Regions from separate parts of the Homo sapiens genome. Here all the other regions are linked to region 1. The links are chromatin contacts, found by Hi-C or POLR2A ChIA-PET in ENCODE. All regions are on one chromosome and are shown on one strand. Each heading gives the region's core, a stretch centred on a gene start or an enhancer-like site at or near the end of the contact. The rest is flanking DNA. Distances are from core to core; before and after follow the strand shown. Region 1 holds the start of ANTXR2 (ANTXR cell adhesion molecule 2). Region 2 has its middle 11 kb from the start of LINC01088. Region 3 has its middle 22 kb from the start of RASGEF1B.

The links. Hi-C counts contacts between places; a loop is a spot of excess contacts on that map. ChIA-PET counts read pairs that join two places held with the same protein, here RNA polymerase II (POLR2A). Pooled maps may share reads with other maps.
Region 2: a map of testis shows a loop between it and region 1 (8-fold over the local background). The contact joins the enhancer-like site here to the promoter of ANTXR2 in region 1. A Hi-C loop is called at or near these places in 7 of 168 maps with a recorded cell type or tissue (IMR-90, aorta, breast epithelium and 4 more) and 18 of 50 pooled maps.
Region 3: a loop to region 1 is called in a map of naive thymus-derived CD4-positive, alpha-beta T cell, with 4 times the contacts of the local background. The contact joins the enhancer-like site here to the promoter of ANTXR2 in region 1. A Hi-C loop is called at or near these places in 2 of 168 maps with a recorded cell type or tissue (naive thymus-derived CD4-positive, alpha-beta T cell and sciatic nerve), 1 of 37 single-sample maps with no recorded cell type and 5 of 50 pooled maps. POLR2A ChIA-PET finds 5 or more read pairs at or near these places in 1 of 52 experiments (activated naive CD4-positive, alpha-beta T cell).

The regions. Positions count from the first base shown.
Region 1 is chr4:80,071,837-80,074,536 of GRCh38, reverse strand. It overlaps ANTXR2 (ANTXR cell adhesion molecule 2), which reads left to right and starts at 1,308. Exons shown (of 17, transcript NM_058172.6): 1 at 1,308-2,128. The coding sequence starts at 1,977. RefSeq lists enhancers at 959-1,238, 1,569-1,678 and a silencer at 1,859-2,018.
Region 2 is chr4:78,959,851-78,962,550 of GRCh38, reverse strand. No RefSeq gene overlaps it. Among named protein-coding and RNA genes, the nearest start is that of LINC01088, 11 kb to the left of the region's middle. Within about 2 kb of position 1,375, at least 2 of the 41 ENCODE cell types and tissues checked have a DNase peak (open chromatin) inside an H3K27ac peak, as active enhancers do; they include testis, where a contact is called at or near this core.
Region 3 is chr4:81,492,952-81,495,735 of GRCh38, reverse strand. No RefSeq gene overlaps it. Among named protein-coding and RNA genes, the nearest start is that of RASGEF1B, 22 kb to the right of the region's middle. RefSeq lists an enhancer at 913-2,112. Within about 2 kb of position 1,420, at least 6 of the 41 ENCODE cell types and tissues checked have a DNase peak (open chromatin) inside an H3K27ac peak, as active enhancers do.

The DNA.
Region 1 (2,700 bases), core at 59-2,558:
ACTCCTGGGCTTAAACCCCTCTAATAACCTCCTGTCACACTCAATATTAAATATCTGAATTCCTTATCTCAGTAAACAAAGCATCACATAATCTGGCCCTTGCCTATTTGTCTTACATCATCTTACCTGCAAAGCTCCAGCTACACAGTTTTTTTTTTTTCTTTTTTGAATATGCTAAGCTAATGTCTATGGACCTTTGCAGTAACTCCAAATGTTTCCCCTTAGAGCTCTTGGAATGACTGGGTCTTTTTTGTTAGTCACTGAGTCTGTCATTCTTTATCATCACAATATTTTAAATTTCTACAGGCCACCTTTCCAATATGGACATTTTTTTTCCTTGCTTATGTATTTATTTCTTATTGTCTGTTTTCACTCTTCAGCCAGACTGTCAGCTTCATGAAAGCAAGGGCTTGTTATCTTGTTCTGTGCACTAACCTCCACTTCTGGAACAGTGCCTAGCAAATAATAGGCACTCAATGAATCTTTGTTAAAGTAACTAATTTTTATCTTCAAAGAGCTGACATATCTGGTTGTATATCAAATATAATAAATGAAAAGTTAAATACATATGGCAACAAACAGAAGAGATGTATATGTAAGTACTACATAAAGCATTGATTTTGTTAAAAATGAAAAGGTATTTAGGTTCTAAAAGCCAGTTTTGACTAAGGGAGGGCGGAAGTCACGGAGGTGGGGGGAAGAGAGAGGAGGGAGAGCAGAACTAGTAGACAGAGGATTTGTGCACAAACTTGAGTGCTTGCACAAGTTTTGCAAAGGAGACCTAGCTTGCCCAAAGCTGAAATTCTCCAAAACTGGAGCTTGCAGGGAAATGACAGTGGGCTGAAATATTTTGAGGTACAACTTTCCACTCCCAAAGAGGCCTGCTATCCCCTCCCACTCCCCACTCCGGCCTTTCCTTGGCTTGGCTTTTTTTAAAGAAAAAAAAAAAAAAAACTAAGCAGGTTTCTTTAGAAGAAAAAGAGGAAGTTCATAAAGAGTGTTTGTGGTAGTAGGGGTGGGGTGGAGTGAGGAGTGAGGAGGCCGTCACCTCCCATGGAATCCTTAGTCTTGGGTTTGTGAACCACGCATGGGGGCTGTTTTAGCACAGCTGCTAAAATAGGCCAGGCCTGCAGGACATACGGGTATGTTTAGTTTCTAGATAACTTTTGTTTTTCTAAACTCCTTCTTCCCTTTCCCAAATCTGGCAAGCGTTAGTCATCTTCAACTCGGCAGGAACCCACAAGTGTGCATGTGTGGCTCGGAGGCTTCAGCTGGGGCCCCGCCCTCGTCCCCAGGCGCACACTGACACACGCAGCCCAGACCCGGCCCGAGCGGGCTCCTGCCCTCGGCGTGGCTTCTCTCCAGCCGGGAGTCCCAGGGCCAGCTAGCCTCCTCCCCTAAAGGGGACGGCCTGTCAGCGCAGTGCCAGAGTCCAGCACCGGGAGGAAAGTTTCGGAGTGCGGAGGGAGTTGGGGCCGCCGGAGGAGAAGAGTCTCCACTCCTAGTTTGTTCTGCCGTCGCCGCGTCCCAGGGACCCCTTGTCCCGAAGCGCACGGCAGCGGGGGGGACTTCAGCCCTCCAGGCGGGGTGGGTTCCAGGTCCGGGTCCGAGGCGGGCGCTGGAGGCTCGGCCCCAGGCCGGAGAGGAACTCCTTTCGCGAGCTGTCGCCGTGGGCCCGCATTGTCTGCAGGAACTCTCCGGAATCGGGAGGGGGAGGACTGGATCGCGCTTCCACTGGGATTCGTCAAGAGTTCCGGCGGCAGCTGCGGCGGTGGCGGAGACTCCCTTTGTCCTCTCAGGACCTCCCTCTCTCCCTCCCTGTCAGCTGGTGGGTCCCGCTGCCGCAGGCGCCGGCGTCTCAGCTGCTCGCCGCCCCCCACCCCAGAGTGCGTGCCGGGTGACTCCCGCCACCTTTGCGACCCTCCTGAGCTTAGGGGACTGCGAGCGGGAGGGAGTCTCAGGCCCCCGGCCGCAGGATGGTGGCGGAGCGGTCCCCGGCCCGCAGCCCCGGGAGCTGGCTGTTCCCCGGGCTGTGGCTGTTGGTGCTCAGCGGTCCCGGGGGGCTGCTGCGCGCCCAGGAGCAGCCCTCCTGCAGAAGAGCCTTTGATCTCTACTTCGTCCTGGACAAGTGAGTGTGCGAGGGAGGTCCAGGGTCTCCTGGTGAGGGCGGCACTGGATCAGCTGGGGCTGAGGCTGAGATGCGTGTGCGCACCCCGGGGAGTGGTGTTGGAAACCCGCGGAGGGGTGCCCTGTTGCTGTCTTCTTTCAAAGGGCAAGCGCGTTCGGATCTGTGTGGGCGGAGATCAGCCGGGTCGGGGGTAGTGATTGGAGCCCCGGGCTACTTGGCTCTTTGGGGAGTTGGGGTATTCACTGTTTGCCAGTCTTTTGGCCTCTTGGGAAATGGGAGTGTGGCCTCTTGCGGGCCACGCTCCATCGGCCACAGAGTCCTTACCCACCTCCTCGACCCTGCTCGTACGCAGGCTAAAGTTTGCCTGGTTTTATCCTAATCATAGCGCTTTCATTGGAGCCAGGAAAAGCCTAGGGTTAACATGCCCAATGTGGTTTGCATTTCCTGCGAAGAAAGGCTTTTGTGTTTACTCTGAAGAGCTGGGTTCCACTCTAAACAATTAGGCAGGTATTTACCCACCCCAGAAAACGGGCTGACTTCTTCTTCTTCTTTTTTTTTTTGACGGAGTCTTG
Region 2 (2,700 bases), core at 126-2,625, 1.1 Mb after region 1:
GAAAAATATATAGGCCTGCATGAACTAATATCAAGATTAAAATGTGCAAACAAGTTTTCTTTCCTAAAGACCAATTTAAAATTTTGAGGTAAAGTTATTTCACCAGGTCATTGAGAAAAAAGTCATTGAACTAACATTTTAACCCAAATTTCCTTAGTCACCCGGGAAGAATTTTGATTTCAAATAGCAAGTATATTGGAAATAGTACCAAGCCAACTATATAAGATGGGTCCATTTAAAGAAAGCTAAATGGAAAGGTTGATAAGATGATCAAAGTCATTTCCCTTCAGATCACAGATCAGCTAATCACCTTTGCCTTTTAAGAGAGAAAAAAAATTAACAGGAGAATGATTAACCTATTTGTCCACGTTTAAACATACATAAAATCGGGTATTCAATTTACAGTCTTTCTCTTATTCATGATCTGATAAGTTAATACTTATTGTAAAGAAATAGTTTCTATTTGCATAGTTAAAACAAATGATATTTCATTTAACACAAAAATAGTTCACAGTCAGAATTTGGTTGATATCTGAAATGATACTTAATAACCACTACTACAATAACTTACAGATGAGTGGCTGTAACAACAGAGAGAACACTTGCTAGAAAGCAAGCAGTGATTTTTGAGCAGAACTCTGGCAAGAAATGGCTTCCTTCTCAGTAAAAACCAAGACGATCTAACCACCATCCACTTCTACCACTGCTTCTACCTCCTGCACCCTAAAGGGAAGAGTTTCCCAAGTATTCTTTTCAAGTGACCACAATAGACAATTGTGCCTAGACACATGGGAAGAGAGCCATATACCCCTACATTCCAGAAAAGCAATGAAATAGAAAGACCTATAAGAGGAACAACACAGTGTGAAATATAATACTTTAAGTCTAAAATGTGAGCCATTGCATTTAGATTATAGAAACTCATCATCCTGGGAGCATAGGTCATCCCTGAAGACAACAAATGCCAGCTTGGAGTAGATTATGAGGATTGTTATTTAGTACAGAAATTACAAGAGAAAATAGTACAGAGAAAAGAAGAGATTGTGAACAAGATGGACCAAAACTTGTTCACATCCTCTTCTTACTTTAAATATTTCACTTATGGCCAGGCACAGTGACTCGTGCTTGTAATCCCAGTGCTTAGGGAGGCTGAGGCAGGAGGACTGCTTGAGGCCAGGAGTTTGAAACTAGCCTGGGCAACAGGTAAAAAAATTAAAAATTAAAACATTAGCCACGTGTGGTGATTGCACCACTACACTCCAGCCTGGGCAACAGAGCAAGACCCTGTCTCTTAAAAAAAAAATCACTTCTATTTTAGTAATGAGATATTAGAAGACAACATAGAAGCGACTGGCACAAAGCCTGGGCCTTTCAGGTCAGTCCCTCCTTATCTCAGGATGTTGCATTCCCAGCACATTCTACAGTCTCTCTTGAGAACTACAGACGAAAAAGGAGGGGGAACTGGGTGGATACAAGGCCACCTGGAGAACTGTCCTGCATGTGGTAGGTCAACAAATATTTTTTAAGTGCTTACAATGCACTGCACAGTGGTTTTTGCACAGTGGTGAAAATGGATATCAAGAATGACAGTGAGGCAGGGAAACATCAGGCCTCACACTGAGTATAACAAAAATGCATTTTTTTAAGTTTGTTGTTTTAACAATTACATGAAGAATTCCTTGATTTATTAGGGCCAAGGCTAACCAGCTAAAATAAAGACACTGAACCATACTTTAAAAACAAAAGTTTGTATCTCTTCTCAAACAGCTCTGAGGAAAGCAATCCAATTTGGTGGGGTGGCTCTGCTCCATTTTGTCATTAGGGTTTCAGACTCCTTTCATCTTGTTCCACCCCCTTGGGCATCACTGTTACCTGCACAGTTGAAGCCCGGAGTTCAGCTGGAGGAAAAGGGAACACATGAAAGAGGCACTTCCACTGCCTTCAGGACTGGGATCAGGGTTTAGACACCTCACTTCTCCTCACATTCAATTGGTGAAAACTTAATCACGCCTGATGCAAGGGAGTCTGAGAAATGTGGTGTAGCCTCATTTTTTTTGTCTGTTTGTTTTTTGTCACTGTGTTGATGGGTCTCCTTACTGTGCAGCTTAGTCTTTGCCCTGAATAAGGGCACATGGAAAACAAAGAGAACAACTTTTGTTGGACAACTGCAATCCAACAAAGAATTTCTAAGGAATGTCATGAAAAAAGATGATTTTATATAGTACATTTTGAGTCTGTATATGAAAAATTATTTCTGCTCAGAATCTGGTCCTATCCTAGGAAAAAATTCAATGACAATTTTTAATTTCAGAAATAATCTAGAGTAAACCTGTATCACAAGAGAAAAATGAGGCCCAGATAAATGAAGTTGCCTACTCAAGCAGCTGGTAAGAGAAGCAAGACTGCAACCCACATTTACACATTCTTCTCAAGCCTGGCATGAATTCGCTAAATCATGCACTTGCTTAAGTCATATGAGCTCTCTAGATAGTCAACCAAAATGGTTTAAACTCTAGAGTGGATTTTTGTCCCCTGCCAAATTAGATGATTTGGCTTTCTAGCCAATTCAGAAGTCCCCGTAACTGCTAATGCTCTGTTTTATATTTTAATATAAAGAATGTATTTACGTGACAGAGGAAGTTGAAAGGATTTTTAAATATCCTTTCCTAGAAGAATCAGAACAATTCTGATATAAGGTGA
Region 3 (2,784 bases), core at 171-2,670, 1.4 Mb before region 1:
GCTTTTGTGCTTTCTCTGATCACTTCTTTAATGTTTCTCCAGCCTTCCTATGACTGGAGTAACCAGGTGATCCCTCTCCTTCACATTTTCCATAGGCTCTCAAGGCCAAGTAATAGAAGTAAAGTAGTAGAAAAATGAGTCATTCAGTCAAAACATGTGAATGAGAATTTGTCTTCACTTCTACTTCTGACTGGCTACTTGATTTTGAGCAAGTTACTTAACCTACCTAGGTTTCCTTTTGCTCTTCTGTAGGAGTGAGACTCCATGAAGCATGTTCTGGAATCAGCTTTTTCCCCCCTCTGCCCTATCTGTTTATATCTGTGTCATAATTGCAGTAACAGTAGTACAACTTTCATTTATACTTTCCAAAGTCTTTTACATTTATTGTGTTATTTGGCCACTATATCAACATTGTGAGGTATCCCAAGTTAGGCACTCCACCTCCAGATAAAGAAATTGAGAGCTAAGCCAGAGAAAGAATGTTTGACTTGTCAAGGTCACAGAGACCCTAGAACCCATATATTTCACTGTGGTAGGTCAGGCTTTTATGGTGCATCTATCGTATGCATTGCACTGGACAAAGTGCTAATGATAACAGTCCCATACTTTTTTGTAATAGAATCCATGCACAAAGATAAGTGATAACCCAAAGTAGTAGATGCTAAGAGGCAAATGAGCAAACCACAGTTACTTTTTATCTTATTGATTTGCCTGTGAAAAAATAATTCCGCCGGGCGCGGTGGCTCGCGCCTGTAATCCCAGCACTTTGGGAGGCCGAGGTGGGCGGATCACAAGGTCAGGAGACTGAGACCATCCTGGCTAACACGGTGAAACCCTGTCTCTACTAAAAATACAAAAAATTAGCCGGGTGTAGCCGGGTGTGGTGGCGGACGCCTGTAGTCCCAGCTACTCGGGAGGCTGAGGCAGGAGAATGGCATGAACCTGGGAGGCGGAGCTTGCAGTGAGCTGAGATCGGGCCACTGCACTCCAGCCTGGGCGACAGAGCGAGACTCCGTCTCAAATAATAATAATAATAATAATAATAATAATAATAATAATAATAATTCCTTATTTTCTTAGATGAAATTTTCTCCATCATTGTGTGAGATAGCGTTTCCCTCTCTTGGATTCCATGGAGAGCTTGATGGGAGAAAAAGATTAATTTTACTTTGACACCATTACTTCAGTATCATGTAAGCACATGCCTTGGTTTGGATATCTTTCAACAGTGGTCTGTTTGGCTTTAAATAGTGCATGTTTAAGTGTAATCTAAAACTTTGTAATTCTGTAAAGCAACAAAAATCAATATTGAAAATTATCATGAGAAGGTTTTTTTTCTGAGTTTTTTCCCTGAGTCTATTTTTAGGACTAAGTATATGAGAAGTATGCAGAGTTTCAGTTTCATTTTTAGCGAAACTGGTAAGTAATAGAATTGATTCTGAAACTCCACAGCAAGAATAAGGGATATAAGACTGTCTGGGATACTTTCTACTTAAAAACATGCATTTCCCATGGCTTTTGATAGGGATTTTCCAAAATTTTTAGATTTTTGAATATGTGCTATATTTATGCTGTTCAAACACAATAAAATATGACAAACTGTCTTGTGAAAAGTTTCCTTCCTGTTTCTCCCACCCACTGTCTTACACCCACCAAGTTCCCATCCCCTCCCCTAAATAGCTAACTACTTACCAGTTCCTTATTTATCTGACCCCAATTTTTCATGTATAAAATATTACAGTACAAATATATATTCCTTCTTGTTTCCTTTTATAAACAAAGAAACAAACAAACAAACGAACAAAAACAGGGTCTTGTTCTGCCTCCCAGAGTAAGACCTGTGCTCAAGTGATTCTCCTACCTTAGCCTCCTGAGTAGCTGGGACTACAGGCATGCACCACCACATCCAGTTAATTTTTTAAAACATTTTTTTCTTACTATGTTGCCCAGGCTGCTCTCTAACTCCTGGTCTCAAGTGATCCTCCTGCTTCAGCCTCCCACAATGTTGGGATTACAGATGTGAGTCATCATACCTGGTCTCCCTCTTTTATATATATTGTAGGATACTCTACATAATGATTCTATATATTTTTTCACTAAACAATATATTAGCATTCCATATCAATACGTAGTGTCCCTGTGGTTTCCTATTATACTGCAAAGTGTTTGATTCTGTTATTACATTTTATTTATTAAATAAATACAATTTATTCATCGAATTCACTAATGATGGATAGTTGCTTCTAATCTTTTCTCATAATGGAATGAGTAATGTTCTTTATGTGATATTTCACATAATGAGTGGAAGGTATCTATACAATAATTTTCCTTAGTTGGTATTATTTGATCAAAACATATATGCATTCGTATTCCTCCACTATGGTAGATTTTCTTATGAGTTAAAGGAAATCTTATGAGTTAAAGGAAAAGATCTCAGAATTAGTTTTAATTTACAATTTTGCTATTGTGAGTGAGAGTGACCCTTTTTTATCAGTATAAAAGCCTTTTCAGGTACAAACTGTATGTTTATGTCTTTTTCTGATTTTCTATTGGATTATTAGTGATTTTCACTTAGTAACAGTACAGTAAATAAGTGTATATTCATCATTTCCTAAATTTGCTCTGGTTATCTTTTTTTTTTTCAAGAAGATACTCATTCTTGACTCCTTTTTATTTGAAGCTACAGGTGTAGAATTGTGGCAATCACGTATGAGTCATACACCTTTTTTCATTCTGTTCTTAGGATTTGGCCAAAGTCAAATTCAAACAAATAGAAGTATAACT